Regions from separate parts of the Homo sapiens genome. Here region 1 is linked to region 2. A link is a loop called in an ENCODE intact Hi-C map of the cell type or tissue named here. Cell type or tissue: gastrocnemius medialis. All regions are shown on one strand. Links, peaks and the distances in the headings refer to the core of each region. The heading gives the core; the rest is flanking DNA.

Region 1 (5,371 bases), core at 156-5,155, 190 kb before region 2:
TTCAGTTGAATGAGAATTTACGTTTGTTCAGGAAATGGCCAGACCTTGACTGGAGTGTTGTATTTGAGAGTCAGGAGAGAAAGAGATGAGACTTGAGGTGGCTTGCAGTCTTGAATTGCTTGTACTTTTCCTGTACAATTTGGGCAGTGGGTTTTGAACGTAAGTGTGCTGGACATTGCTGTGGTGACCATCGTAGGAGAGATGAGAGGAGTAGGGGAAGAGAGTGGTGAGAAACCAGTCTGGAAGTTGTTGTAACCACTGAGGCAAGGGCTCAAAAGACCTGACCAGGACAGTAGCCATGAAACGGAGCAGAGCCAGAGCCCCATGACGGGCAAGCGGGTGTGAGACTATGGGGCCTGCTGGGGACTTGGCACAGCAGGAGCAGAGAGGAGAGGGTGGCTCTGTGGGCTTGGTGAGGGCACCTCTCCACCACACACACACATACACACACACACACACACACACACACACACACACGCCTTGTGTATATTTACATTTCTGTAGCATTCTCTATGGACACGCTCATCTAGCATCATAGACATCACAGCATGCAAGCAAACTTCCTAACCAAAGTACCTGTCTCAATTACATAAGCCCTGGTTGGATTTCTAAATTTTCTCTATAAATAGGAATTCCCTTGGCAGACGTGGTACTTGAATGGCCCGTGTACTGAGGAAAGCATTGCAGGACCCTACAGTGTTTTTCCTCTTCTAGGGATTGATGTGAAGCAGGTCACAATTGTTGTGAACTTTGATCTCCCTGTAAAACAAGGAGAGGAGCCGGACTATGAGACCTACCTCCACCGCATAGGGCGGACGGGGCGCTTTGGGAAAAAAGGCCTTGCCTTCAACATGATTGAAGTAGATGAGCTGCCCTCGCTCATGAAAATCCAGGACCACTTTAGTAAGTAGCACCACCCTCACAATATGAACTACAGACCTGCCGGTCTGACAGTGATGATGTGTGCTGGAGAGCTGGAGTCCAGGGGCTCATGAGAGTAGTAGAAGCAGAATGCATGAGCTGGAAGGCTTCTAATTCACAGGACCAGGGTTCTAATATGAGACAGATGATTAAATAATGCTTATATGGTAATTAAAAATTATTTTGATCAAGCAGAATTAATATGAGCTCAGGCCGGGTGTGGCAGCTCACACCTGTAATCCCAGCACTTTGGGAGGCCGAGGTGGTCAGATCATGAGGTCAGGAAATCCAGACCATCCTGGCCAACATGGTAAAACCCCATCTCTACTAACAATACAAAAATTAGCTGGGCGTGGTGGCACATGCCTGTAGTCTCAGCTGCTGGAGAGGCTGAGGCAGGAGAATCGCTTGAACCCAGGAGGCGGAGGTTGCAGTGAGCTGAGGTCGCACAACTGCACTCCAGCCTGGCGAAAGAGTGAGACTGCGTCTCAAAAAAATAAAATTTGAGCTCAGATTTACATGTTATAACTCATTCTGGAGTCAGAATTTCACATCTTGTGAAGGCAGAGCAGATTACAGAAGCAGATTTTCGTATCTTATAAAGAAATTCCCTAAGCAAAGTAGTAACATCCTTTAAGATTCTCTTCAGTTCTCCTCTTTTACTTACGCTTTTTCCCTCCTCTTGCCCACCCTCCCAAACAGGAAAGTCCTAAATTCTGAAGTCCGCGACCTTTCCTCCAGCCCCCCATCTAAACAAGGCAGGCTCTGATGATGGCCTGCTGGAACTCTGGACTGGCAGATTTCTCTGATGGAAACTCAAAAGGTCCCATGGTTCAAATTGTCCTGTGCCCCAAAGCCCATGGATGTGGCTGGGGAGCAGGGGAGAAGGAACACCTTCCAGGACAGTGGTACTTAACCTTGTAGAAAGCAATAAGCGCTGTCCCCAGGGAAGTGCACACAGGCACACACATGCCATTTGGAATATAATTTTCACAGGTTGGCAGACTGAGTGTAGCACATCCACCGACCTTTCAGGGAAGTAGGTTAAGTGCCCCTGTGTTAGGCTAACTGGGGAGGACAGGGTGAGGAAGATGTGTTAAGGCCACTGTCGCTATGGTGAGCTTCTAAGGCCCTGGTCTCAGGAAGTGACTGCAGTAGAAGAGCCTCAGTCCCTCCCAGGCTCTCCTCACTTCCACTCTGGCCTTCTCTGCCCCAGCGTATCTAGATACATACATTCCATGGTCTGGTGCATTTGATGCTGTTTGAGTTAGTATTGGTCAGTGATTTTGGCACCCTTCCTTCCTTATGTTCCTATACCAAGGCTTTTTATACGAGGTATCACTGTCTTCAGAAATATGGATGGAATGAAGTTCCATTTAGACCCTGACATGAGACTAGTTCTGTTCTCTTTTGTTCTTTTAGACAGCAGTATTAAGCAACTCAACGCTGAAGACATGGATGAAATTGAAAAGATTGACTATTGAAGAAAGAACTTTATTGTTTGTGCAGTATCCTAGTTTATGTGAGAATGTCTCAGTGGGTTTTGAAGGTAATTTTTTTATGTTGAGGCTTTTTCGACGTGAAACTGTCACAGATGGCAAAATAAATGTCACGGTACTTAGTTTTAAGACATGAGGTCTTTTTGAAGCCAAATTGATGTGAAGCTTGTGATCCTTTTGAATAAAAAAAAGGCAAGATTATTTCTTATTCTAATCTTTGTACAGGTAATGTCTCAATGTGGGCTATGGGGGTGTTTTTGGATTTGGTTGATACAATCTGAGCAGATCGTGCCTCTTGGGAGCATCTTACTGTGTCACAAGAGGGCGGTAGAGCTTCGCTGATTTTGGAAGCGGAGCGAGTAGGAAAAAGCCCATGTCTTCAGACCTCACTCACAGGTGCCCTTTCCAGCCATTTATGCCTTTCCCCGCTCCCCGCCTTAAACTCCCCCATGCATGCACATGCATGTTCTTAAGTGAAAGTACAGATTAAAACTTTTAAAAAGTGAAACCATTTGAAAGAAAGAGTATTTTACTTCTTTAATGTTTCAAGGGACATACAGAATTTCAGAGTATTTTTCTATTTTGCTTCTCTTCAAATTAAAGATTTACTCCCTCATCAGTTATTTCATAGTCTCTAAAAGTGTGGCTGTATTATGGGCATTTCTTAAAAGCAGTCGGGAGGGTAAAAAAAAAACCCACATACCCTATTAAAGAAGTAACATTTTAGAGAGCAAAAGTTTTTTGCTTTTAAGAATTTAAAGGTATGTCAGAATCCTGGACATTTTCCCACAAGACCCATTGAGATACTTTTTAATTTTTCATATTTCCTACTCAAAAGTAAAGTGTAGTGAGCTTGAGAAGATGGGGTAAATGGAGAGTCCCCCAGAAAGCCGGAGCGGATCTTGTAACCAGAGCGCCGGTACCAGCTCTGTCACGGCACCAAACTGCACCAGTGGCTGCAGTGAGTGGCCCTGTCATCGGTGGCATGGTGGTTCCTGGCATATCTATTTTGATATCCCTCTTCCATGTCACCCTGCCCATGTTTTCTCCCGGAGAGCAGGGCTCAGAAATACATAAAAATCATCACGTGGCTGGGCACAGTGGCTCACACCTGTAATCCTAGCACTTTGGGAGGCCAAGGAGGGCGGATCACGAGGTCAGGAGTTAAGACCAGCCTTACCAACATGGTGAAACCCCTTCTCTACTAAAAATATAAAAATTAGCTGGGCGTGGTGGTACGCGTGCCTGTAATCCCAGCTACTCAGGAGGCTGAGGCAGGAGAATCACTTGAACCCAGGAGGCCGAGATTGCAGTGAGCCGAGATCGTGCCACTGCATTCCAGCCTGGGCGACAGAGTGAGACTCTATCTCAAAAAAAACGCGCTCCCCTCCCTCATTTAGCAACAGATATTTATTGTATACCCTTTATGCCAAACACCAGGGAAAAGGAGGTGAGTGAGATACAACAGCCATGTTGGAATTCAGAGCCTAATGGCAGAGACCTAGAATAAGCCAGCATGATAACAGACTGTGCTAAAGCAAGCGGGCCCAGATCACTAGTGTAGCACAGAGGAGGGACCCTAACACCATCTAGGCTGGCTCCCAGAGGAGAGGACACTCAGGATCTCCTACAGGAGAGCAGGATGTATTCAACTGTGCCTTCTCAGCATGGACTTTGTACCACCCAGCAACTTTCTAACCTGAGTCTACGAGAGGAAGTGTTCCAGACCCAGCTTACCATAATTACCTGGAGAGCCCGGGGAAAAAAATACAGATTTCCTTCCCCATGCAGATGAAAGCAGACTCTCCGAGGGCAGAGCCCAGAAATACCCACTTCCATAAGGGAGCCGCAAGTGCAGGTAGAGCAGTGGTAACGAAGATGGCCGTCCCAGCGGGAGACCCTCAGGCAGAGAGGCCCTTGGGGACAGAACTTGTAACACATGGAACTCCTGCTGCTCGGTGTCCATCCTGGTTCTCCTTATCCTACATCTGCCCTTCTCTCTGGACTGGAAGCTGGTGATCACTCTTGTCCACTCAATACCCCTAACACAGTGCCCAGTGCATTCTAAGTGCCCAAGGAACCTTTGTCTTTGTTGAGTAAATTTTTTTTTCTTTTGCCACTTCCTCATTCACTAATAATTTTTTTTTAGGTTTTCCATCCTAGTTTTGAACCCCAATTACATGGCACAGGATGAATGAGCATGAGAAGTGTATCCAGATACTTTGTTCTCTTACTATTCGAGAATCGAGTTGGACCTTCCACCGTGCTCAGCTCCGCCTTGGGGTGTCCTAAATAAAACTTTACCACTTTCCTTTACAGTTCAAATCTCTGGTAAGATCTCCGCCAGTTACCCTCACAAATGTCCTCAGTAATTTTTGTTTGGCAGCTGTTCCCACAGGTCTGCATGAACCAGGTATTTTTCTGCGTTCCCTTTTGCCCCCTCCTCACGTCCCTTTGTCTCACCACCTAGGAGGCAGCAAAGCCATCCTGTGTCACAGCTGCATTAACACGAACTGGCTAGTTTGGTGAGTCAACAATCCAAAGGCTGTTTTTTGCAGGGTGCAGCTCCTGTCAGAGCTGTAAGCAATTTTCCCGTCTTCCTGCATGGCCTGGCCAAGGTCATCTCTCTCAGTGCCTGCCTGAGGACAGAGTAGATAGAGAGGCAAGGAAACACCAGGTGATTTCAGTGCAACTGTGAGCTGGGTTCATCAGCTGTATGTTTCTTGGCACCAAATACTAAACCAAATCCGTTAAGTTTATCTTGGCCAGCTTAATACTGTTAGCATATTGAAATTCATGATTACGTAGAGCAGGACTGTGATTTCCAGTGGGTAAGTGAACACCTCGCATGGAACACGGCTGCTATGATGTTAGGTGCTGGATCTAAGGCAACCATTAATAATAGGAAAGGCAAATAAGTTGGTCATAGTCTGGTAGGATGTGTGACAGCC
Region 2 (5,371 bases), core at 253-5,252:
TAGCCCCTCCTCTCTCCTCCAAGCAGTCCCGCAGTGGGTGCCAGCCCTGCCTGGGGCTCTGGCTGCATGACAATTTCCAGGCCTACCTTGCGTGGGGACTGGGGATTGGGCATGATAAGAAACAGCACATGACAGATGTAGAGGTTGGGAAGGTGGCCTGGGAAGGCCTCTGCAGTGTGGATGCAGAAAACTTGAAGCAGAGTGGCTGGCAACTGCCCAGTCCTGGGCTTCCCAGAATGAAGGGAAGCCAGACCTGGGGGTGGAGAGAGGGGCCAGAAGATGCCCTCATCTCCCATGGAGTCGCCTGTCTGCTCGCGGTGCTTTTTCCAAGCTGCTGGCACAGCTCCCTCGCAGGCTATTATTGTCAACACCCTCCCTGTTGCCTGGTGTCCCCATGGAGGGACACTGCCATTGGCCATGTCTTTGCCACACCCTGTCCTTGCCACATCCCAGAGACCTGGGAGAAAGGACTGGGGATTTGAGGTCCCCAGGCAGCCCATAATGCCGAGAGACCTCACTGCCCCTTAGCTGTCAAGCTCCTCTCTCCTTGGCTTCTCTTCTGTGAATTTGAGACCCCTCTCTGCCATTCTACCTATGTCTTCTCCAAAAGCCTAGGGAAGGAAGGATCTGAGTGATGGAGACCCCTCACTCCCACACACAGGAAACATCAGGATGAGAAGCCCACATCTCTCCTCACTGGTGTCTCCCAAACCCACCTTCTCAAGGGATCTTTAGCCCCCAGCCTAGCAGTAGGTAGCATGGGCTCATTTTGAACCATGAGCCCAGAGCCGGGCTGAGCCCTTTCTCCACTGAAGGCCAATCTCTTGCCTATCCCCTGCCACACAAGTTTCCCATCCATTCTGGAACACCCTTAGTCACAGACTGTCTGTGTGGACTAAGGGGAGGCTTAGGGTGGCAGTAGCTGGACACTGTCTATACCTATGTCACCGAGGGATGCAGGGGCAGCTATTTCCTGGAAGAAGAAAACAGAGAAGCCCAGAGACAGGCGGCGGGGAGACAGAGGCGGAGACCAAAAGCAGCATGACAGAGAGACAGGAGCTGGGGGAAGCAGAGAGGGCCAAATTGACACCACATGGCTGCCGCGCCAGACCCCAGGGCCCAGCAAACAGGCTTCATGCTGTCAGTTGCCATGGTGACAAACATGCAGGAAATATCCAAGATAACTAGAATAGTGGCAATAACATGTGTTCTGGATAAAACCTTCCGCGGCCCCACCCCCTCCAGTGTATTCGTTGCATTACTCAGGATAAACTTGGCTTTTGCACATTCACCTTCCCCGAGAGGCTGGGGCTGCGGGTCCTCGGGTTGTCGGGTGAAAGGCACGGCTGCCCTTGGGAAACGAGTGGACCTGAGGCAGATTTTTGCTCAGGAAAAAAAAGGTGTATTTTGTGCCTCTCACCTCACTCCTGCCTCTCCGAGTCTGGATTTGGGCACCCATATCCTTCTGCTCTGGAACGCGAAGGCCAAGAAGAGTCTGAATTCCTGTTTGAGGTCACATAGCAGGTCTGAGGACAGAGGGGACATCCTGGGAGGTCCTTCAGGAGCCCACAAAGCATCCCAAGGGAGTTCAAGATCCATCAAGAAGCCAAAGCTAACGTGAGGGCGCCTGAGGCCGTGTGCAAAGCTGGACACCCTGGCAGTGCCGGTGCCTCTGCTGGGGCAACACTGCCTCCACTCCCGAAGCAAGGGCAAGGTATCCCGGGGGAAGAGGCAGAGAAGGGAGGGAGGAACAGGGGCGCTTTGGGGCAGGTGACTCTGAGAAAAGGAAGAAAAGGACAAGTTTGGCCTGGTATTCACACAGAAAAGTGACTCCCACACCTGAGAGAATGGAAGGAAGTAAGGGGGACATCTCAGAAGAGAGCAGAGCCTCCTAGAAAGCACCCCCTATTCCCCCAGCTCCTAAAGATTGACAGAGGGTTGGGGGGGGCGGGCGTGCCAAAGTCACCACTAAAGGCCCAGCTGGAAGCCAGCCAAGACAGTTGGTGCCCACCAGACTGTTTGGATTCCCCCTGCACTCTCTGGGTTGCTGGCAGAAAAGATTCCGTGGAAAGGACGCGAGATTTCAAGTCCTGCCACCTACTGCCTGTACAACCTCAGTGAGGCCGGTGACTTCCCAGGGCTTCCATCCTCTGCTGGGTGGAGCTAACACTAACTTATCTCTCCAGGCTGCTAGGCGGAGTAAATGCCACAGGGCACGTGGGAGCACTTGGCACATTGTAAAGCTCTGTGTCCAAGCTGTTGAATGCTGTTGTGACTCAGGCAGAGAGCAGCAGGCAGGCCAGGGAGAGGTTGCAGGCAAAGGTTCATGTGAGGAGACTCTGGTTTTTCTAATGACACTACACCCAGATTTTCCGATCTAAACAACCAGCTTCAGTTGTGATTTCCCATGTTGGAAAGTTTCTGGAAAATGATCCATGATAGAAATGGGTTTGGGAATGGTCCACCTGGACACAGTGGCCCTTACTTGGCTTGGAGCATTCCCCTTGGGAATGCCAGAACCAATTCGTGGCCTAGTGGGACAAAGGGAGCCGTTCTACCCAATGACCCTTGCTCCTGACCCTCTTCAGTGACCACAATCCCAGCCAGCACCCCTCCACCCCCCACCACCAATCGGGAGCATGAGCCAGGTCTGGAAGCGGCCCTTAAATGACCTTTTAGACCCAAGTGAGGTTTCCCAGCTCCCTTGGGAATCTAGGGATCTTACAAACTGAGATGAAACCAGATTAGCTTCCATTTTTGCTGTTGGGAAGAGTGAAATTCACCCCACTCATCCCAAGTTCAAAGCCTTACTTTGGTACCATGTTGCAAGGAATGTGGATGGAGGTGAGACAGAGACAGGTAGGGAAAGCAAGAAATGGCTCAAGCCTTGGTGCTCAGCTTCCCCAGTAACTGCCAAGTGTAGGGAGGGACTGGCTCAGGGAATCCTGTTCCCCAAACCCAGGACCAAGACAAGACCACTGGAGGAGCAAGGAGCTGTCAGCCCCTCACAGGTGGCACACCAGCTGGGCATGCAGGGGAAAAGGCAGACCGAGGCTGGGCCCAGGACCTCCACCATCCTGGCTCCGGGGGAGGACAGCAGGAGGCCTGGTCGGCAGAACACCACCCACCACCTCCCCAGCTGGCTGCCTTCTCTGTATCTGGTTTCACTCTCTCCACACTTATTTGCCACACCAGCAGAAGAGGCAGCTTCAGTGGCAGAAGTCTGGGTGTGTGTGGTGGGGGTGGGGGATGATGGGGGCAGAGGTGGGTGGTGGAGTGATGGGGTAGAAGGAGGACCCAGACAATCCCAGTTGCTTCTCCAAACACTATCAGGAAAGTTCAGAGCAAATAAGAGCTCTAGATGGCTGGAGCCCAGAGGAGGGCCTAGTGCCTGCCTGCACCCTGTCTTCACAATTCCCTAGGGTGTTTGAGAGAAGCAGAGGCAAACTGTCCATTACAGAAAAGCCTTAACCTGAGAAGGGGGAACCCGGTCTCCCTTCCCTACTCCATAGCCCCAGCTGGGACTCCAGCCCAAGCGCCGTGGAAGGTGTGGGCAGAATACAGAGGCACAAAATCTGCCCCAAAGACTTCGGGGTATGGTGTTTCATGGTCCCAGGGTAGGGACATAGTGCCGGCAGCCACTTTTTTTCTGTTTGCCAAGGAGCTTTCTCCCTGGGGATTAACAGGGCCTTCCTGCCACCCCATCTGGCTGGTACAGGAGCCAGAACACCACCCCTGGCTGCCAGCCAGCCTGTGTCGGGGGAGCCAGGGCTCTCTCAGAGACTTACAGACGTGGTGCTGGGGCCTTAGGGCAGGAAGAGGGAGGCAGAGGCCTCTGGGGCCACCCAGCTGGGAAGTCCTGACCCTGAAATTCAGCCAGTCCCTACCTCTGGCCTGTGGCTGAGGGTGGACAGGGAGTCAGGAGGGTCTCTGTTTTGCCTTCCTCCTCTCTCTCTCTCTCTCTCTCTCTGTCTCTCACTCTCTCCTGAAGATAGGGAATATATAACCAATCTATAACCTGGAAGACTGAGGACAGGAGACTAGGAGGCAGTGGACTTCAGTCTTGGTAAGATGTGATCGCCCGTTGGAAAGGCCAAGCCTAACTAAGGGTGGACAAGCTCTTGGACAGGGTAGGAATGGGACTGAGAACCCACTGTCTCCTCCTCATACCACTGCCCACATTTTATCCACTTTCTCTCAGGGACCCCCGAGACCCCGTAGCCAGGAACCCTCCCCCAGCCCCATGAAGGGAAGGAGGGCCCACTGCCCTGTGGGGTAATGAGCAGCTCCACCCTGCTTGGGAGGAGGGTCAGTGAGAGAGCCGCTGGCACATCAAAGAAGGCAGGGCCTGTGTCCCGGAAGGCAGCTCTCAACAGCCAGCAGCACCCATAGAATGGGACCACGCCAGACGGCCCCCAAGACCAATTCTCATCTCACGCTATGTGCCCCCCACCAAACGGCTGTAGCCTGCACTTGTCTGTCCGATCACCCTTCCCTGCACTGTGCTGAGTAAACAAACACAGCACTCAGGCAGCCCTCTGCTGGCAAACACGTCTGACTTAGCAACCGCTCCTAGAATAAATAAACACCACACGCTTACACACACTCAGACACACTTGCTCGTGCTCTTTCCTGGAACCGGGGACTGCTCCCTGTCCCACGTGCGGCTCCCACTGGGCCCCAGCCTCAAACAGGCTACATCAGAGTAGTGCCTGAGACTGTCACCCTTTGCCTGGGTGTGGGGATGAGCTGGGGCCTCAGGTGCACAGAGACCTGGACCCAGGCTTGGAGCTTCCTCAGGCAGCCCACCAGTCCCGGGGGGGGTGGGGGGTGCTCTGTTAGGAGCCACTCATCCTGAGGGGACCACCGGAATGAGACTCTAGACACTTGGAACATTACAGAAGTAAAAAAACCTTCGACATGATCCAGTCACCGGCTCAACCAGCAAAACCTCCCGCAAGCAGGGGGTGACCCGAACCCCAAGGATAGGCCTCACAGAGCCTCACAGATCAGAACTCGGGCCCCAAATCCTTTCCACTTCCCCACAGAGGCCCCCCCTCCCCCCATCCTCTGGATTCTTTTCACAGTTGTGTCCCTTCGGGGCCGGGATAGTTTAAGGGGGAAAACACCACCCAGATGGCAGATTCAGAGATGACAATTGGGCAGTAAAGCCTCCCGCTTAGTCCTGGAAGGACCTTCTCAGCAAGGTCCTGCTGGCCTTTACCCTTCCCTGGGAGCTTCCCAGGAGGTATCCTTGCCCTCTCCTTGGGAAGGGTGGCGTCTTGAGACTGCCAGCCCTGCAGTAAGTGCCAGGTATCCCTAACAAGAAGTCAGATGAAAATGTCAGTTACCTGGAGGCCTGTATTAAATC

The links. Peaks named below come from ENCODE experiments on the same cell type or tissue, not always from the same donor. Only the 100,000 strongest peaks of a DNase experiment are listed, where the experiment ranks them.
Region 1: it touches region 2 in a loop (2.6-fold over the local background); 5 of 110 quality-filtered maps call a loop at or near these places.

What each region holds. Positions count from the first base shown.
Region 1 is chr11:125,920,477-125,925,847 of GRCh38, forward strand. DDX25 (DEAD-box helicase 25) reads left to right here. Exons shown (of 12, transcript NM_013264.5): 11 at 715-903; 12 at 2,344-5,371. The coding sequence ends at 2,405. It overlaps DDX25-AS1 (DDX25 antisense RNA 1), which reads right to left. Exons shown (of 4, transcript NR_199024.1): 4 at 2,943-5,059. Among named protein-coding and RNA genes, the nearest start is that of DDX25-AS1, 16 kb to the right of the region's middle. In gastrocnemius medialis, for the core only: a CTCF peak has its summit at 2,736 (motif pointing right); a DNase peak (open chromatin) is centred at 2,750.
Region 2 is chr11:126,111,559-126,116,929 of GRCh38, forward strand. No RefSeq gene overlaps it. Among named protein-coding and RNA genes, the nearest start is that of CDON, 51 kb to the left of the region's middle. In gastrocnemius medialis, for the core only: a CTCF peak has its summit at 4,546 (motif pointing left); DNase peaks (open chromatin) are centred at 393, 2,223, 3,743 and 4,553; H3K27ac peaks cover 4,041 bases.